2 separate regions of the Homo sapiens genome follow, and region 2 is linked to region 1. The links are chromatin contacts, found by Hi-C or POLR2A ChIA-PET in ENCODE. All regions are on one chromosome and are shown on one strand. The core of a region is the stretch at or near the end of the contact, and the rest is flanking DNA. Distances in the headings are between cores, read along the strand shown. Region 1 holds the start of SLCO4A1-AS1 (SLCO4A1 antisense RNA 1). Region 2 overlaps DIDO1 (death inducer-obliterator 1).

Region 1 (4,830 bases), core at 1,131-3,630:
ACACTGGTCCTGCCACAGCAGACAGGCCTTGTCGATCACCCAGCCGAAGGCGATGGGCCCCGGGATGCCCCCTGCGGAGAGAAGCCCACTCAGCACCCACACTCCTGGTGGGTAGGGGCTAGGCAGGGGGCAGGCAGCCAAGAGGCCTGGAATGATGGGCTCTGGGAAGGTGATACTGGCCGTTGGAGTTCTCAGGGGGTGCAAAGAGGGCTTAAACGTTCCTTTCTTTGGGCATTCGGCATTGGGGCTGCGAGTTTCCCATGATCTCCCAGGGAAAGCCTTTGGGCAAATAAATGACGATGGGCCCCTCTAGTGGACAGTTAGGGAATGGACCCCTTCCCAGGCGGGAACAGCCTCCTGCTGGGAAGCACATCCCCTTGGTGGTTAGACACTTGCCCATGCCCTTGTGCAGTGAGCACACTGTGCAACTGACCATGGCTTCCTCACACTGCACAGTACCTAGTATTCTAACTACAATCCACTGGATTCCCAGGGCAAAGGATCTCTGAGGGTCACGGACACATCTGCAATAGAAAACCACAGCGTCAGCACCCACAGAAGTGGGGTTGCATGCCAAGTCACCCCCTAGGCCAGTGGCCTCCTGGACCAGTCCCCAGCCACATCATCACCCCCCCCCAAGTGGGAAGCCCCTCGTCAGAGATCAGAGACAGTGAGGTCTCTCCTGCCACCAGTGACAGACAGGCCCGCTTAGACCTGGGTGTTTCCTGGAGTGCTCCTGTCTCAGGATCTGCAGAGCTCCGCCTCAGGGTGCTGCAAGGAAAGCTCTGGACAAGCGCACACCCGACCCCAGCTTACCGTAGAGTTGCCGTTAGTGCAGGAATGCTGCTGAGGAATGTAAAGAAAATTACAACGAATATGAAAACCAGAAGGAGGGGCTTTCTCTGACAAGTTGAAGTGCATTTCCCTGCAGTGGCATGGCCAAAACCAGAGGAAAGATTCTGAGGGATACAGCTACAGTCTCGGTACACCTGGGAAGCCCAACAATAGCTCCGATTACAAGGGGAAGGCACGGGGGCCCCTTCCCAGGGTCCAGGGGAGGACAGGGGCGGTAGGCAGCGGCTCCACTCACCTTCTGGCCGTCCACATTCGTCTCCGTGGCTGCAGGGCACCCTGCGTGGCACAGTGAGAAGTACATGAGGCCGTCCGAGCCGCACACAGGGCTGTAGTGTTCTGGCTGGCAGCTGCAGGCAGCGTTGCAGGGAGCCGTTAGGTTCAGGTGGCCTTCGGGCAGGAGGCTGCAGAGGGGGGACAAGCGAGTGGTAGGGTCCAGGCCAGAGCCATGCTGGCGCCCAGCAGGCACAGGGTCAGCCATGGGGCTCGTCCCCATGCAGCCTGCATTTCGGGTCTACAAACTTGCCAAGCTTGCACCGCCCCCAGCACGCTGGGCACTCACACTGGGCACTGCCTTCTGGTGATAGAATGGTTTTTCCTCCTCACGCAAGGAAGGCACACCCATGCCCCCCAGCACCGTCCGCCTGATGCACAGCCCCTTTCCCTAGTTCATTTGTTTTTGGACAGGCAACACATTCATATGGATCAAATACAAACATTAGGAAAGAAAAAGCGCCAAGTACACAAAGGCAGCCTCGTGGCCCCAGCCCCACCCCAGTCCTCGGTTCTCCAGCCACAGGCCGGCTGTGCATTTGCAGGGGTCGTCTGCACGTACACGCCCCTCGGCAGTCACAAACATCTGCACTTCTCACTTGAATCAGAGCACACTGCGCCCATTGTCCAACTCCTTCCTTTTTCCCACTTCACAGTATGTCTTGGCAGTGGCCCAGGATGAGCTTCCTCCACTCCTTTGTGGGCAGGGCCTCTGTTGTGAGGACAGCGTAGTGACCCCGTCCACCCTGATGACTCTTAGGTTCCGATAATGCCACAACGGCTGCTTTGTGCTTCTCGGCCTTGCACGGCACCTGCAGGTGCACTCCCGGGGCCCGCAGGGCAGGGCCGAGGTGCAGGCTACCTACGTGTATTTTGGATATTCCCTAATTGCCACCTGACCAGCAGGTGTCCCTCCCACTCCCAGCACATGGCAACTCCAGGAGCACATCCTGGGACACTTTTTATGTCACCGAGAGACCAGCCTCAAGGACCCCGAACACTAGGGCTGTTGTTCCATTTGACACAGCTACAGAGCAGAGTGCTGAGGCCCAGAGAGGCATATGACTGCCCGGGGGCACAGCCGGGACCCAAGCGCAGGCACTGCTGGGGGCTGGCATGGTGCCTTTTCACGTGGATGCTGCCGGGTGCCCTGCTGAGCGGGTGTTGCCCTTGCCGCTGTCCTGTGACGTAGCCCTTTTCAAAACCACCTCTCCCAAGTGCTGCACCACTCCTCCTCCATGCCCAGGGACCGCGGGTGCTTGGGGCCCCGACGCGTACCCAGGTGCCATCTGGCCCTCACCTCCCGCCGTAGCTGGCTGTGACGCCCGCCATGGGCACACTGGGGCAGTGCAGTGAGAAGACGAGGATGCCCAGCAGGCTGACAACGGTGCAGAACAGGCAGAACTTGATGACCGCGGAGCCCCGGAGCCTGAGCTTGTTCACAAAGAAGCCGCCCAGGAAGGTGCCGCCACCACCCGCTGGCACCACCAGGTACCCTGGGGAGAGGGAGGGATTCAGCCAGGGACTCAGGCAGGGGGCCGTGGTGGGAGAGGGTGGTGGATCAGCCGGGTCCACTTTACAGGTGGGGAAACTGAGGCATAGAGGGATCAATTCCTGCCTGCATGGCAGCACTCAACACCACACCTGAGTGCTTAGCTGTTGCGCTGATAGAGCCCTAGGAGGGACCTCTGTCCAGAGCCCACAGCGGGGATGCCTCAGAGGGGAAGGGGAAGGGGAAGGGGAAGGGGAAGGGGGAGCGGGGGGGCGGGGCGGGGCGGGGGGAGGAGGAGAGCCCAGAGTGCTCCAAGGTCAGCGGCCCCTGCCCCAGTGGGAAGCCAATGACTCCTCCACTGACCCCCCTCCAGGGCAGCCACACCCCCTCCTCCCCCAGGGGCCTCTGCCGAGTCCCTGCAGGCTGTGACAAGGACATTTGTCGAAGCCTGAGTGGCCACCAACAGTAAAAAATTGCGATTAGCTGGCATCTAGCTTCTGGGCTGACAAGTGAGGAGGGCACAGGTGAGGGGACAGGTGGAGAGGGGACAGGTTTGGGGGGACAGGTGGGGAGGGGACAGATTTGGGGGGACAGGTGGGGAGGCTCTCCAAGGGGCAGTAGAGCTGACCTCTGGGGGGCTGTTGAGTGTGGGAATGTGGGCTTGTGAGGTCAGCCCAGAGGGGCCAGGCCAGGATGGGCCTGTGGGGGAGGGAGGGGAGCCCTCATCTGATGCCCTCTTCCTGTCCAGATAGTGGACCCTGGAAGGGTAGAGCGCGGTAGATTGGCGGTGGTGGCCCACATGCCTGGCACCTCTGCCATGGCCCAGGGTACTCTGTGAACGCTGGCAGGAGGAGCAGCTCTGAGGAGGGGTCCCCACTTTCTGCAGACCTGCCCAGCCTGGGAAGGCCAGCCTGCCTCTGGCACCGAGAAACCCCCAGCTGCACTGTTCCAGGAGGTCCTGAGGCACCAGTGCCTGGCTCATGGAACAGCCAGGTCCAAACCCTTCCTGCACCAAGTCACAGAAGCCAAGACTAGGTGGCTAGGGGGTGGAGCCCACCGTGGACCCTTCCACCTACGGAGCATGTCCCACAAAGAGGGCAGGACCACCACTCTCCCGGCCTGTGGACAGAGTCGCTCAGCCCCCGTGGCGCTCTCCACACCTGCTCTGGCAGCGGGGGTGGGAGGGCACTCACTGCCATGTGCCCTGTCTGGGTCTTTCTAGAAGATGCCCTTGAAGACTCTGTTTCTGAGAACTGACATAAAAGCAGAGGACCCCCAAGATTCAGTTTTCTCACCAAACAAGGTGGCAGCTTCTGAGGCACTCAGGCTGAACTGGGACTCCAAGAACTTGGGGCTGAACGTGGACATGCCGGTGATGAGAGTGGCCTCGGTGGCCCCGGCCAGGCAGAGCAGGATGAACGTGGGGTTCTTCAGCAGGAGCCAGATGGAGCTGGGCAGAGGTGGGGGTGTGGAGAAGAGACTGAGGGTCAGAGTGGTGGGCAGAGGTCGGGGTGTGGAGAAGAGACTGAGGGTCAGAGTGGTGGGCAGAGGTCGGGGTGTGGAGAAGAGACTGAGGGTCAGAGTGGGCCAGACCCAGGGTGGGAGGAACCTGCTGTTCCTGAGGCTGTCAGCTCCCCGGTCTGATTACAAAGGGCCCCTGTTCCGACAGGGAGTAGAGTGGGGTGCAGGCAGGTGGGGGACACCCACACTTATTCCAGAGAAACCCAGGGGGCGCCAGGCTGAGCCTATGCCTGTGGCCCACTTGTCCTGAAAGCTGCAGTCCCTGATTAGGGAAAAACCTTATCAGTGCCTTGGCCAGAGCTTCAGCTCAGGTGGGGAGAGACCCCAAGTGACCCAGGACCCTGTTCCGTCACTGGCCAGCAGCAGGGCCTGAAAAAGGGAACTGGCTGGGGCAGGCAGAGGCCACCAAGTCCAGGACCGGACAGGCCCTGGGATAGGGGAATGGAATCACGGGAATGGGGACTGTGGCCAGTCCCCAACCGCCAGCCCCTGGGAGAAGTGGGGCAGGAAGCCACTGGGATTCGAACCCTCCATGCAAGAAGCCCCTGGGTAGACGGACCTGGCTAGCTTGGTTTGCACTTGGGGGCCAGTGGCCCTGGGGGTGGTGAGGCCTCAACTGGGGCGAGTCCTTGGTGCATGGGCCTGGAGCCCTGGGGGGAACTGTGGGAACTCTGAGCCGTCTGGCCCTGAGG
Region 2 (4,830 bases), core at 1,078-3,577, 230 kb before region 1:
AGACACTCTGCCATTGCTAGAAGGAGGCTGTGCCCCCTGCTAAGATATCAGTAGGTCCTTCACAGCCTCACCTTGTTCCTCCCATTTGTTTTTAAAAATTGTTTCTTATATATACAGTTTATTTAGCTTACGTAAACATTTGGTGCACATAACTTCTCTCAAAGATCATGATGTTTCTTTTGTGGTTTTATAAATTCTTATTCCATTTTTTTCTCTTTATTTCCACTGTTCACCTCCCATTATTGTCGAGGCATGAAGTCAGTTGGAAATGTTTTTCTGAGATGTACCTGACTGACTAGAATTTTGAGATGGAATTCTCAAAATTTTGAGATGGTATTTGATAGGTGCAATTTCTAGTATTTTGTCTCCCTAAATGGCTCATTAAGTGACTTAAACACTGAGGATCTGAACAGATTTTGACTGCAAAGCAGATTCTACAGTTCGTTTCATCTAACCGTTGGAATTAAAATGGAAAACGTTGCCAGTTTGTAAACCCAAATCCAGATGCTGTGTTAAGCATGGTGCCCAGGTGGAAGCACTGCCTCTTGTTCCCACGTGCTGCCACAGAGATGGCCCTGGTGGGGTGAAATGGACGGAGAACACCGTTCACAAGGATAACTCATGGTGTGGGCTCCAGAAGCACATTTCACTGAAATCCTAAGAGGACCCAGTCTCAGTTTTCATTAATAAAAAATACATGGGGGGATTCTAGAACCTAAGAGTGTTTTGCAGGAATTTAAAGCCGGGAGAGGAGGGTGGCTTGTTTCACTGGTCGCGTGAGCTCTTTTTTTATCTGTCTCCTCCAGAGTTGTCAGCGGCAATAAAACGAGACTGGGAGTCATCAGACTCTACGTGTCCACCAATCTCTTCCTCCCAATTAGAAAAATCAGAATTTGTTCTGAGAAAGAATATAGCTTGATAGTTGTTTTTTTACGTTATCCATATAACTGGAAGTTTCTTGGCTGTCAGTAATGACATTCTTTTGTTATTTTTAAGTGTTTTACTTTTTATAAACTTAAAAAGCAGCCTGCCATTGAGAAAATTACATCAGGGAAAGGTTTCACACCTCCGTAACCGTGACCCTGCACGGTGAAGTCCCACATCAGCACCGTCCCGTGGTGCCCCTGTCCATCCCTCAGGTGCCCCTTTGTGCTTATGCTTCAGCCACCTTGGGCAGGTGGGGTGCAGGGATGGAAGTTTCCAGCAGGATCGGTCCCCCTGAATTCACCACCTCTTCAGTGACCTTCATAGGACCTTTCGGAGCTGTGGATCTACTCATAGTCTAAAGATGAATACTCGGGAAAGCCTCCTCGGCATTCTCGGTGTCACAGAGTGCAGAGGTCAGCTCTGAAGACGCCTGCTACAATTCCTCCAATGTGGTACACAAGTTTCAGGTAGATTTGTATAAAGTTGTAAAATAATACTAGGTTTTTTTTTTTTTTTTTCTGTTAACACATCAACATACACATAGTTATATTCTTAGCTTCTAAAAGTTAGAGAAGTAACTTAGAATATTGACAAGAATTTTTGCTACTTATTTAAATGAAGGTTGCGGCAACTTTCATTTGCCGCAAACCTGGAAGAGTTCGGCAAGAAGAGCTTAAGGTAACTGGCTTTATCCTCAACTGACCTGCTTGGTGCTGTCAGCTAGGGGCTTTATACTGAGTATGGCCCTTTAGGACTGGAGGGATTACAGGGGAGGGTTGTGGACTAATTTTAACATGCCCCTAACATGTTGGTTTAAGTAGTAAACAACTTAGATAAAGGTTAAATTACTCGTGTGGGAGATCTTGGGAAGAGCAGCAGCTCTGCTCCCAAATGGGCTTGGCAGCCAGGCACACACCATGTGCAGCTGGGCACAACTGAAATTGCAGTTGAGTGGAACGTCCATCTGTCCACGTGGCCCTCATCACACGAGTTTCTTAGGGAGAATTACACACCTCTCCATTAAGTTGGAAGGCACTCAAGTAGCGGGTATTAGTAAGAAAACTGACCAAGGAAAGCTTTGAGTATTCCAAAACACGGCAGTCTAGCTGTGGACCCTGCAAGGGCGTCCTGGCTGTAGTGATGGTCTCCTCTGAGGAGCGTCTGCGATGTAGTCTGCCTGCTGTATTTGGGAAGTAACTGTTTCCCCGCAACATGAAAGCAAACTAGTAACTACTTATAAAAGGCGAATTCATGTGAACACATTCTAGCATGTTGAGAGGAGCAAAAGCAGAACATTTTCTCTTGCCGCTGCCACCTTGATTGTTCCCACTAGGGGCAATCTTGGAGTGAAGAAACAGGTAAAGCAGGAAACTGCATTGTTGTACACACGCCTCACTGAGGGCTGCAAATAGGCCTGACGTCACAGTGAACAGAATTTACTTCCACAGTTCCTTCACTGACTGTTGAGTCTGTTTTCAGGTGCATAGCATAGAAACAGCCCTTAGAGCTGTAGCGGATGGTGATAGGCAGGATTCAGGACACCGTGGGAGACCAGTGGAGGTCTGAGTGCCCCAGCTTCCCTAAACCAGCCAGCAGTACCGCGACAGGGCAGGCCACTTCATTGTCAACACCTACGTGAGGGCGTGTGGTGTTTATTTTAGTGATTTTTATAACCAGTTCCTTTCCCTGTGGGGAGCCATCCAGCACATAAGGTTGCTACATGGGGGCCTCTGGACAGTCCAGAACTGAGCAGACTTGGTCTCTTGCCCCATATTTTAATCCCTGTCCTGCTAAAACTTCCACTGGGGCAATTGGATGGGTTCTGCAGAGAGGAGCGGAGTAGCACCATCCTCCAGTGGGGGCCTGATTTTCTCCTCCCCGTCTCTGCTCAGGCCCTGGTGCCACCCAGTGGCCAGAGGCGCTGTAGCACCCAAGCCAGCCAGCCTTCTGCTTTGGGGGAAATTGGCCAATTAGAGTGTGCTGCTGATCCCTGTGCACGACGACGACCTGCTTCATTCTGCAGTTGGCTGAAACCCAGACCCGGCAGCAACAGTTTCATCTGGGCCAGTGGCCTGGGCAGGCCCCCAGAATGTGGGAGCTAAAGGAGACAGCACTGCGACCAAGGGGCAGAGAGGTGTGGGGAGGGGCAGGGGACCCCTGGCTCTCAGGCATCAGTGCTGTGCGGTGTGACCAGGTCACCACCACTGCTGCCCCCAGGGGGCCCAGCAGCGTGTAGGGGAGGCTCGTACCCTGACAGAGCCCTGTGTTTCTGCAGTGGGGTTTTTTCCTGGGTTGCCTGGAGTTGCTGCTTGCCCTTCTCTGAAGTTATACACAACGTAATAGTTCAAAGCAAATTTGGATGAACTTGCAAATTGAATTTTAGCTCCACTAAAAAGTTTCTGTCCCCATTTCAGCAGCAGCTGACCCAAGTTGAGCACCAGCCATGCTGTCCCACCTGGAGTGGAATGGGTGTGTGCTCGGGTCCCTGGAACAGTTGCTGGATAGAACATGTCCGTTCAGAGCAGGAATGGGGCTTTCTGCGTGTTGTAGGACACTGCTCCCAGAGGCCCGGCTTGGAACATTCTGCCGTTCACTCACCTGACTGCCCATTTCCATGCTCTTTAAAGCACAGATGAGGGATGACAAAGGTTGCCTTTAGAAAGGGAGCAGTTAATTTTCTAAAATAGCAATGGTTAAGGAAAGCTATTTCCTGCTTTTAAAATAAATTACGTTAATCTGCTGCCCCCACTCTTGGGTAATGGGTGGTTTTAAACCCATGTACTGGGAGTGCCCTAAAACTCATCTCTCAACTCGGGTTTTCCCTAAGTGAGGGAGACAATAGTGTAGTTACACGAGCAGAAATCTGAGTGTGGCCATGGACGCCTCATTCCAACACTTACGATCTGGAGAAATGGAGTTGATGGTTTTGAAGGTAGCATGTAACCCTAACTTGCAACAAGGTGAGCGTTAAACATCATTAAAGATACCGTTCAGGTCACAGCACACAGGTGTTCTGTGTGTCACAGCCAAGGCATTTTGCCGAGGTTTCTGGAAATGCTTTCAGCCAGCTTTTTTAGAGTTCTTTAAACGTGATATTAAAACACTCCAAGGTTTCTAGTGCAGTCACTGAATTGGTTTGAGGTTTCAGTTTGAATCACGGTTGGCTTCCCGGCAGGTGTCTGTCTGCCGCCTCTGGAGACCGGGGCTTGGTTCCTGGTGCCTGCCTGGTGTCAGCCTCCTGCCGGTGTGCCTCCAGCGCCCTAGGCCTGCTGGGCCTTTTCATTCCATCCTCACCCCACCCCCTCGCTGCTTCCCCCAAGAAAAAGGGCCTCCACTGATTTTTATTTAACCTGACTGACCTATTGCAACCCTGCAGGCAAGATGCTGCAGACCTGTGAGCTAAGTCTAATGAGTTAAACTGAGTTGTTAAAAACAGATTTTCAAACACTAAGGTAGTGACTCCTGGGGTGTATAGACCTGATCTGATGACATAGTACATGTGGAATTAAAAGCAAAGTTTCCTGGACAGATAAAAACTAGCTGTCACCTTTGTTCCTGTCGTGTTAGACGTTGCCATTTTTTATAGTGCGCTTTTAAGATCCAGCTCCAACAGGAATGAGTGTTTTGGGGTGCGGTTGTGGGTGAGGAGACAGGGCTTGGCAGTGTTGCCAAGGAGGGGGTCCTGTGGCTGGACCACATCTAGCAAGGGGTAGGCAGGGGCCGGCCATGAGGTTAGAAGGGTCCTAAGATGAAAATACAGGATTTGCCTTTACTTAGTTACCATTAAAATGATGGTTAGGAAAGAACACATGGAAATCTTGAAAGTCGGGGCGAATATCTGTTAACAGTGACACCATTGTTTGAAAGTTGGGGTATCTGTTAACAGTGACACCGCTTTTTGGA

What was found. A loop is a pair of places that touch in the nucleus more often than their neighbours do. ChIA-PET counts read pairs that join two places held with the same protein, here RNA polymerase II (POLR2A). Pooled maps may share reads with other maps.
Region 2: a map of CD8-positive, alpha-beta T cell shows a loop between it and region 1 (8-fold over the local background). The contact joins the enhancer-like site here to the promoter of SLCO4A1-AS1 in region 1. A Hi-C loop is called at or near these places in 1 of 168 maps with a recorded cell type or tissue (CD8-positive, alpha-beta T cell) and 6 of 50 pooled maps. POLR2A ChIA-PET finds 5 or more read pairs at or near these places in 2 of 52 experiments (MCF 10A and activated CD4-positive, alpha-beta T cell).

The regions. Positions count from the first base shown.
Region 1 is chr20:62,664,171-62,669,000 of GRCh38, reverse strand. SLCO4A1-AS1 (SLCO4A1 antisense RNA 1) reads left to right here and starts at 2,380. Exons shown (of 4, transcript NR_024470.1): 1 at 2,380-2,616; 2 at 2,991-3,141; 3 at 3,504-4,077. It overlaps SLCO4A1 (solute carrier organic anion transporter family member 4A1), which reads right to left. Exons shown (of 12, transcript NM_016354.4): 6 at 3,913-4,067; 7 at 2,426-2,621; 8 at 1,091-1,256; 9 at 817-989; 10 at 460-524; 11 at 1-71.
Region 2 is chr20:62,898,433-62,903,262 of GRCh38, reverse strand. The region is part of intron 6 of DIDO1 (death inducer-obliterator 1); the gene reads left to right. Among named protein-coding and RNA genes, the nearest start is that of SNORA117, 18 kb to the right of the region's middle. RefSeq lists enhancers at 2,893-3,142, 2,472-3,326. Within about 2 kb of position 2,327, at least 15 of the 41 ENCODE cell types and tissues checked have a DNase peak (open chromatin) inside an H3K27ac peak, as active enhancers do; they include CD8-positive, alpha-beta T cell, where a contact is called at or near this core.